Regions from separate parts of the Homo sapiens genome. Here region 2 is linked to region 1. The links are chromatin contacts, found by Hi-C or POLR2A ChIA-PET in ENCODE. All regions are on one chromosome and are shown on one strand. Each heading gives the region's core, a stretch centred on a gene start or an enhancer-like site at or near the end of the contact. The rest is flanking DNA. Distances are from core to core; before and after follow the strand shown.

Region 1 (4,582 bases), core at 1-2,500:
AGGGAGCCTAGGGCTCCCCACTGCTGATGTGGGGCTGTGACTGCCACTGGGGTTTGTGGACCCAATTTGTTCAGAAGAGGGAAAGTAACTAAACCAGGGATGAAGAACTAGCGATTCCCCTTCCACTGCCCAGTGTGAGGTCAAAAGGGACCGAGAACCTCCTTCAGGGTGAGCAGGGTTGGGGAGAGGCCTCCAGTCTGCCGGGCAGCTGCAAAAACGGTGCGCAGACCAACAGGTTTTCCGTCTCCGACTCAGCTGACCCGTCACTGTCGTGCCAGATCTCTAGCAGCAAACATTTGTAAGCATAACGTGACTCGGATTTTCAAAAACAGGCCTGTCAGCAATCTTGTTGACCAAACCATTGTCGGATAAGCACGCAGCAGTCACCTAGCAAACCACGTCCCTCTTTACCCCGCTCCCCCACGATCATTTAAATGACATCAGGCTGTGGTTCTGGAAGGTTCCCAGTGTCCTTGGGGTTGTGGGTGTAACTTACTTATTGTACATCTATCTTGTGCCAGGCCCTGGGCTGGTACTTGGGACACAGGGACAATGCCTGTGGTTCTTCAACAAGAATCTGTGACCCTCCGGGGGCAAAGGGTGTTGCCCAAGGTAGACCTGGGGAGGTCTGAAAGAGGGGAAGGGTGGATGTGGAGGGTTGGAGGTGCGCAGAGCATGGCCGGCATGTGGAGGCACTTGGCAGCCAGCAGAGAGGGCAGACGCTGGAAAAGCCATGGAGCTCCGCAGAGGAGCCAGCCAGAGCCGTGGGAGGGGGCGACACTGAGAAGAGAGAGAGGCTGGGAGAGCTGGCTCAGCCCGAAGCCTTGGCCATGGGCTGAACACATGGTTGAGGTCCCCAAAAACTGCGTTGGCCCAAAGCAGGGCTGGTAACTTACCTCCATGGAGGCTTGGGCCAGGGATGGGTAGTTTGGATCCAAGTCCGGGCTGACCAATGTGGAAATGGGAACCCGAGAGCGGTTACCATGGAAACACACTCACCGTGTTCTTTTGCTTGTGAAATGCAGTCGGAGGCGGATGTTCAGCCCCTCCTCCCCCTCAGGTCAAGGCTGCCATTTAATTAAGCACTTTGGTGTTGATGCTCTGACGACACTCCTCAAAACAGAGCCCTGGCTTCCCAGACACCACGGGGACTGCTGAGAAATGCTCTCGAGCTAAAGCGCTGCTCCCCCACACTCCAAGTCTGCACCAGCCGCCTGTGGCTGCGCACTTTGCACCTTACAAGTGAGGAACTGCCATCTCTTGCACCAGTCTCGTTTCCTGTGCGCTGTGGCCACCTGGCAGCCCCGCCCTGTGTCAGGAGCTTTAGGTTGGAGGTTCCACCCTGATGGGCTAGGTGGGTTTTGTAGCTTTCACTTTCAGTCATCATGGTCAACTGATAAGGGAGGCGTGAAATCACCCCATTTTGGAAGGATCCCAAATGTCTATCAACTGATGCACTGATAAGCAAAATGTGCTCTCTCCATGCAATGGAGTGCTGTTCAGCCATAAAAGGAATGAAGTGGTGACCCGCACATGCGGCAGCAGGGATGATCCTTGGAGATGTGACGCTGAGTGAAAGCCAGACCGCAGAGGCCACATAGCATATGAGTCCATTTCAATGAAATGTCCAGCACAGGCCAATCCATAGAGACAGAAAGTGGAAGAGTGGCTGCCAGGGCCTGGGGGAATGGGGTGGAGAATGGGGAGTGACTGTTCTTGAGGACGGGAGTTCTCGTTGGAGTGGTGAAATTAGATAGTAGCGATGATGGCACAACATTGTGAGTGTCCTTAAAGCCACTGAATTGGATGCTTTAAAGTGGTTAAAATGGCCGGGCGCGGTGGCTCACGCTTGTAATCCCAGCACTTTGGGAGGCCGAGGTGGGCGGATCACGAGGTCAGGAGATCAAGACCACGGTGAAACCCCGTCTCTACTAAAAATACAAAAAATTAGCCGGGCGTGGTGGCGGGCGCCTGTAGTCCCAGCTACTCGGGGGGCTGAGGCAGGAGAATGGTGTGAACCCGGGAGGCGGAGCTTGCAGTGAGCCGAGATCGCGCCACTGCACTCCAGCCTGGGCGACGGAGCGAGACTCCCTTCTCAAAAAAAAAAAAAGTGGTTAAAATGGTGAATTTTGTTATGTGACTTTTATCTCAATAAAGAAAAGAACGTGTTTTACAGGTGAGGCAGCCCAGGCTGATGTTTGGGAATTCAGGCACAGTCCCCGGGGCATGGGAGGTGGGGCCCTCACCCCTCGGGGTCTCCTGTGCCCTGGACTCCTCTGTCCTCACCTTCTCACATCCAGTTGGTCACCAGGCCCTGTGGATTCACCTGCGCAGTGTCCCTGAGACCATCCTTCCTTCTATCCCTGCTGCGTTGTTACCTACTGACCCCCAGATAGCCATGGCCTGGTGGGGCATTTCCCTGGAGAAAGGGGGCTGAGCACACACACCCAAGGTGTCCAGGCCCTTGGCTCTGGCCTCGTGTTGAGAGTCTGGCCACATCACGTGGCCTCTGAGCCTCCAGCCCTTATCAATGAAGGTGATTTGGATGTTGATGATGAAAGTGGCCATGACGTCTCTACCTCATCTGCCTCCCAGCGTTGTTACAAAGACCAAATGAGATGAAATAGAAGCATGTTTTGTAAACTGAAAAGTGGTGTGCCAATGTGAGTGGTGATGACGATCAGTTTCCTTTAAGAAGTAAGTGTTGTGGAGTCCCTGACCCTGGACTGCAGCTAGGATCACGCATTCATGGTCTGCTGAGAGCTGCGTGTTCCTTAGCTCCCGGGGACAAATGGATGACCCGTTAGACCACCCGGCTTCTTGTTGAAGGCGAACGTGCTGGTTACCCCCTCCGGTTTTGAGATAATCACCAGGAAGTGAGCTTGTCAGCTGCAGGCCAGTATCTCCTGTAGACAGGTGGTTTGTGTCCTTGGGTCTTGGTGCTAACCTACATGCTTCGTGCGGGACTCTGCAGGGACGTACTTAGATTCTAGGAAGAAACGCAGATTGATTTTTTTTTTTTTTTTTAACTCAGTGTGATCCTTTGACCAGTAGCATCAGCATCACTGGGAAGCTTCTTAGAAGCGTAGACCCCAGAGCTGTTTAATCAGAAGCTGCGTTTAAGATTTCCCCAGTGATTCAAATCCACACAATGTTTGAGAAGCAAACATATCGCTCTACGATATCATTAGGTGCCTGAGAAACCCTCACACCAGCAACTAAACGCCCTGAGAGAGCATCAGTTTATGCAAGTGGCTAATACAAGGTGAATGACTCCAAACCAGTGGCATCCCTATGTGCCAGCAACCACCACTTAGGAATTGTAATGAGATCTTGGTGATAATGGCAGTTAAAATATGAACTGTTTGTGAAGTAAGCTGAATAAGGATATGTGATCCCCTCAAGAGGCACAGAACTTTGTTGGAAAACACAAAAGGGGTCCCAATTAAATGGGGACACCAACGGTTTACAGCAGAGGTTCTCAACTGGGGGTGTTCTGCCCCCTTTGGAGGACATCTGCAATGTATGGAGGCATTTTTGTTTGTCATAACTGGTGGGGCCAGGTGAGGGGTGCTGCTCAGCACCCTGCAATTTACGGGATGGTTCCTACCAGAGAGAATGATCTGGCCCCAGATGCCAGTTGAGCTGATGTTGAACAATTTTGGTTTATCCTAGTGGGGTACACATGCACCCGCATGCACACGCACACACATGCAATGCACACATACACATGCACGCACATATTTTTATTTTATTTTATTTTATTTTATTTTATTTTATTTTATTTTATTTTATTTTATTTGAGACAGGGTCTCAGTTGGCCACCCAGGCTGGAGTACAGTGGCGTAATCTCTACTCAACTGCAGTCTCAACCTCCTGGGCTCAAGTGATCCTCCCACCTTAGCCTCCCTGGTAGCTGGGACTACAGGTGCCTGCCACCGTGCCCAGCTAATTTTTTGGTTTTTTTTTTTTTTTTTTTTTTTTTTTTTTTAGAGAGGTGATTTCTCCATGTTGCCCAGGTTGGTCTCAAGCTCTTGGGCTGAAGTGATCCTCCCACCTTTGCCTCCCAAAGTGCTGGGATTACAGGGGTGAGCCACCATACCTGGCCAATACACACATCACTTTAAAAATTCAAAAAATCAGGCTGGGCGCGGTGGCTCACGCCTGTAATCCCAGCACTTTGGGAGGCTGAGGCGGGTGGAATACAAGGTCAGGAGATCAAGATTCATCCTGGCTAACACAGTGAAACCCCATCTCTACTAAAAATACAAAAAATTAGCCAGGTGTGGTGGTGGGCGCCTGTAGTCCCAGCTACTCGGGAGGCTGAGGCAGGAGAATGGTGTGAACCCTAGAGGCCAAGCTTGCAGTGAGTCGAGATCGCGCCACTGCACTTCAGCCTGGGCGACAGAGCGAGACTCTGTCTCAAAAAAAAAAAAAAAAATTCCAGAATATCAAATGATATTTTGATAATACAGAGCAGTGGAGGGTGGGGGAACTTAGCATAGTGGATTGTGAAACAAATTTTAAAGTCATGATAATAAAAACAGTGTGGCATTGAAATAAAACTTAATGTGGATCAATG
Region 2 (5,293 bases), core at 1,372-3,871, 93 kb before region 1:
ACTCTAAAGGCAAGATTGATTATTTTAACAGAATTATACAATTTTGAAGAAAAAAATAATCTGTGACCCCAGCATTCTAGCACAAACACTGATTGTTTGATTTTTTAAAGCTTGTTGTTAACATGAATGTGATGGGAATCTACAAAATAGACTGTGGAGTCCGAGGGTCCAAGCTCAGTTCCCAGCTCTCCCGCTTAGCGGCAGGAAGCTGTGGGCAAGGCTGCTCCTGGAAACCTTTTACTTCATTTGTAATATGGGGGTAATGATGCCTTTCACACAGGTCACTGTCAGGATTAAATGAGACGGTGTGCATCAGCTATGGTAGGGTAAACTGAGGTACATGGAGAAGCATCAGCAAAGCTACCCCAGGAAGCTGATACCAAGGGTCCCTTCAAAGGGTGTGGCATAGAGGAATGGAGAGAAGGGTGATCCAGGAGGAATGGAGAGAAGGGTGATCCAGGAAAAACCGGGATAGTTCACCCAGCACTTCCAAGGTGCCAGGGTGGATTCGCAGCTGAGTTTCCTGGGAGAGTGAGGGAGTCTTGGCAGAGATGGCGCTGGAGAATTGGGCAGTGGTCTGGTCACATAATATTGTGAACCATTTACTGAGCACCGTGTGTCAAGCACTCAGATTAAACCCTTTATATGCATCACTCATTCATTTTCTCCTGTATTTATTTATTTGACAAAAGCGTGGTGAACGGGCCAGGAGTGGGGACTCATGCCTGTAATCCCAGCACTTTGGGAGGCTGAAGTGGGCAGATCACTTGAGATCAGGAGTTCAAGACCAGCCTGACCAACATGGTGAAACCCTGTCTCTACTAAAAATACAAAAAATTAGCTGGGTATGGTGGTGCATGCCTGTAATCCCAGCTACTCAGGAGTCTGAGGCATGAGAATCACTTGAACCCAGGAGGTGGAGGTTGCAGTGAGCTGAGATCACACCACTACACTCCAGTCTGGGTAACGGGGCGAGAGGCCATCTCATAAAAATAAATAAATAAAAATTAAAAAGTGTGGTGAGCTCCTACTGTATGGAAATATTAGATGCCAAAGATGTGAGGGTAAGTTGAACAAAATTCCTGTGTTGTCGAGTCACTGCTTCCATCTGTCTCCATTGTCACGTGCCTTCTTTCCTGTTTGGCTCTGTCTCTACGTCACGCCATAAAACCAGCACAGACAATTTTTCCTCCAGAGCTGAATCAGACTTCAGGTGGTCCGTCTGAGCCCTGAATTATGGCTCCCTCTGTGCAGACGTGTTATCTGAAACCTGTTTATCCTTAAACACCAACATCAAACTCAGCTCAGCAACCTGCCCTAGGAGGGAGGGAAGGCACATGGGGGGAACATGGATTAGCCTGTAAACTAAGGAATGAGGAGGGACAGGAGCAGACGTAGGTTTGAACAAGATCTCTCTGGCTGCCGTGTGAAGAGTAGCCTGGGAGGGATAAGGGCGAAACAGTAGGATATTGCACTTAGTAGGATGTTACTAGAATCTCCGCCGGTCAACTAAGAATGTACACAGTATGTATATAAATGTGGACGTATTCAGATTCTGTATGCATGTTTTAGTCCATTTTCGTACTGCTATGAAGAAATACCTAAGACTGGGTACTTTATTAAGAAAAAGAAGTTTAGACTGGGTGTGATGGCTCATGCCTCTAATCCCAGCACTTTGGGAGGCTGAGGTGGGAGGATCACCTGAGGTCAGGAGTTCGAGACCAGCCTGGCCAAAATGGCGAAACTCTGTCTCTACTAAAAACACAAAAATTAGCCAGGCATCATGGTGGCACACACCTGTAATCCCAGCTACTCGGGAGACTGAGGCAGGAGAATCGCTTGAACCCGGGAGGCAGAGGTTGCAGTAAGCCAAGATCGTGCCACTGCACTCCAGCCTTGGCAACAGAGTGAGATGCCATCTCAAAAAAAAGAAAGGAAGGAAGGAAGAAAAAAAAAACAGGTTTAATGGACTCACAGTTCCACATGGCTGGGGAGGCCTCATAAGCATGGCGGAAGGTGAAGGAGAAGCAAAGGCACATCTTACATGGTGGCAGGCAAGAGAGCATGTGCAGGGGAACTGCCCCTTATAAAACCATCAGATCTCAGGAAACTTATTCACTGTGATGAGAACAGCACAGGAAAAACCTACCCCCATGATTCAATCACCTCCCACTGCATCCCTCCCACGACACATGCGGATTATGGGAGCTACAATTCAAGATGAGATTTGGGTGGGGACACAGCTAAACCATATCAATGCACATATATACACGCTTGCTCTCAGCACATACTGTTAGACAGGTAGCTTGTTTCCAGCATCTCACCATCATTGACAGCACTGCCGTGAAGTGTTTATTTCTTAACAGATCTTTCCCCGATTTTATTATATTAAGTAAGTAAATAAGCAATGACTTGGTGGATGGTGAGCATTTTACATCTTACCCCGCAAGGGTTTCCCAACAGCTGTCCCTCTTCAGAAAGGAGGCCACTTAATGCTGATGAAATTGGACAGGAGATGAATTTTTTTTTTTTTTTTGGTCCCGTTGCATGCTGGTGAGTCAAAGCCACAGGGTTTCCTGGTTCTGCTCTAACGATCATGATCTTGCTCTTGTAGTTCTTGCTTTCCATTGTAAGCCTCAACACAAGGCATGATCCCTGACATGTGACGAGAGCTCAACCAATACTTGATGAATTAATCATGAGCTGAGGCCCCAGAGAACATCTGAATGGTAGCTAAAGTCTCTGGACAAGGAGGCGAATGGGCTTCATACCCTCAAAAACCATCTTTATGTTTTCTCCTGAGTAGAGATTCCCTTTCCCCACCCCATGACAAACTAGGTTTTCCAGATTGAAGAGATTACCCAGCTAGTGACAGACACCTTGAATCTTTCCTGGATTCTAGCAACATCCTAGTAAGTGTGATATCCTACAATTTTTTTTTTTTTTTTTTTTTTTTTTTTTTTTTTTGTAGACAGAGTCTCTCTCTGTCACCCAGGCTGAAGTGCAGTGGTGCAATCTCGCCACACTGCAACCTCTGCCTCCCGGGTTCAAGTTATTCTCCCACCTCAGCCTCCCTAGTAGCTGAAATTACAGGCACCTGCGACCATGCCCGGCCTAATTTTTTGTATTTTTAGTAGCGACGGGGTTTCATCATATTGGTCAGGCTGGTCTCGAACTCCTGACCTCAGGTGATCTGCCAACCTCGGCCTCCCAAAGTGCTGGGATTACAGTCAGGAGCCACCGCGCCTGGCCTAATGTTTTATGATTTTTTTCAGAATGATATTTTCAAGATTTTGATCTTCTGGGATTTCAACATTTGGGATTATGGCATTCTGGATTGTGTCTTTTGGGATTATGATCCCAATCCACTCAAGGTCACCTTGAAGATTTCTTCCTGAGTTTAACAGCCCTGATCTGTCTCTGAGAGATTAGAAGTGGCTGCCTGTTCTCTGACACTCTTGGCATTGAGAGGTGGAGTCTATTTTCTGTCCCCTAGAAGCTGAGCCAGCCCTGTGACTTGCTTTGACCAATAGCGTGCAGTGGAGGTGATGCTGTGTCAACTCCAGGGCTGGGCCTTTGTCTTGTGTGCTCAGGATGTTCCCTCGTGGAACCCAGCCCTCAGCTGCATGGAGAGGCCATGTAGAGGAGAACTAAGGTGCTTAGCCTGGTCACGACCCCAGATGATGGCAACCCCAGCTGTCTCCAGAGAAAAGAACTGCCCAGTTGAGCCTAGCCAACCCACAATATTGTGACAGATAATAAATGGTGGTTGTTGCCAGGTCACTGTGGCTCACGCTTGTAATCCCAGCATTTTGAGAAGCCGAGGTAGGAGAATTGCTTGAGCCCAGGAGTTCAAGACCAGACTGAGCAACATAGCAAAACCTTTTCTCTACAAAAAATTTAAAAGTTAGCTGGGTATGGTGGTATGCACCTGTGGTCCCAGCTACTGGGGCGGCTGAGGTAGGAGGATCCCTTGAGCCTGGAAGGTTGAGGCTACAGTGAGCCATGATCACACCATCGCACTCCAGCCTGGGCAACAGAGTGAGACCCTGACTCAAAAAAAAAAAATTTCATGCCAATATGTAGTGAACGCATGACAGAGATTCACTTACCTCATTAATGAGAGCCCCACCAGGGCAGTCAAGTTGCTCCAAAGGAAGATACAAGAGACTGAAGTATACACACATGCTCCTTGACTTACAATAGGGTTATGTTCCAAAAAGCCAATGGTAAGTTGAAAATATCTTAAGTCAAAAATGAATTTAATGCCCCAATAAATCTATCGTAAATTCAAAAATTTGTTAAGTCAAACTGTTGTAAGTCAGAGGTGGTCTGTACAGTTAATGAAAGAAAGAATGCTGGAATAAAATTGTGAAGTATAACACAAGAAGGTTAACGCCCTACAAGGCAATAAAATGACAACATTGGAAATTATCTTTTCTTTCAGATGGAAATACTTTCCATCTGTATGGAACAAAAAATATTCTATGAGCTAACATCTAACTTTGCAGAGTCTAGGTCCTAAAAGTAAATAGTAAGTTTAAAAAATTACATTTCTTGGCTGGGCATGATGCCTCATGCCTGTGATCCCAGCACTTTGGGAGGCCAAAGTGGGCAGATCACCTGAGGTTAGGAGTTTGAGACCAGCCTGGCCAATATGGCAAAACCCCACCTCTACTAAGAGTACAAAAATTAGCCGGGCGTGGTAGTGGGTCCCTGTAATCTCAGCTACTAGGGAGGCTGAGGCAGGAAAGTCGTTTGAACCCAGGAGGCAGAGGCTGCAGTGAGCCGAGATCGCGCCACTGTACTCCAGACTAGGCAACAGAGCAAGACTCTGTCTCAAAAAAAATTACATTTCTCTAGAGCAGCAAAGTACTATGGCCTGTGGGCCAAATCTGGCCCTCTACCTGTTATTATAAATAAGGTTAGAACACAGGCATACCCATCTGTTTATATATTGCCCATAGCTGCTTTTTCACTACCATAGCAGAGTTGAGTCACTGCAACAGAAACCGTCTTGCCCACGAAGTCTAAAATCTTGACCATCTGACCCTTTTCAGGAAGCTTTCTAACCCTTGCCCCAGAAGATCTCAGAGCTGTGGTTCTTAAAGTGTGGTCCCTGGACCGGCAGCGTTAGCCCCCAAGGGCTATGAGAAAGGTAAATACTGGGGCTGACTTCAGGCCCACTGAATCGGATACACCAGGAGCAGGCCAGTACTCCGGGTTTAGCACGTCCTCCAGGGATCCTGACGTGCACTCAAGTTGGAGAAGCTCTGCCTTTGAGAGTCAGATG

What was found. Hi-C counts contacts between places; a loop is a spot of excess contacts on that map. ChIA-PET counts read pairs that join two places held with the same protein, here RNA polymerase II (POLR2A). Pooled maps may share reads with other maps.
Region 2: a pooled map shows a loop between it and region 1 (4-fold over the local background). The contact joins two enhancer-like sites. A Hi-C loop is called at or near these places in 3 of 50 pooled maps. POLR2A ChIA-PET finds 5 or more read pairs at or near these places in 4 of 52 experiments (A673, BJ, H1 and 1 more).

What each region holds. Positions count from the first base shown.
Region 1 is chr16:84,591,044-84,595,625 of GRCh38, reverse strand. The region is part of intron 2 of COTL1 (coactosin like F-actin binding protein 1); the gene reads left to right. Among named protein-coding and RNA genes, the nearest start is that of COTL1, 25 kb to the left of the region's middle. RefSeq lists an enhancer at 1,435-1,734. Within about 2 kb of position 1,250, at least 18 of the 41 ENCODE cell types and tissues checked have a DNase peak (open chromatin) inside an H3K27ac peak, as active enhancers do.
Region 2 is chr16:84,685,184-84,690,476 of GRCh38, reverse strand. No RefSeq gene overlaps it. Among named protein-coding and RNA genes, the nearest start is that of USP10, 12 kb to the left of the region's middle. Within about 2 kb of position 2,621, at least 4 of the 41 ENCODE cell types and tissues checked have a DNase peak (open chromatin) inside an H3K27ac peak, as active enhancers do.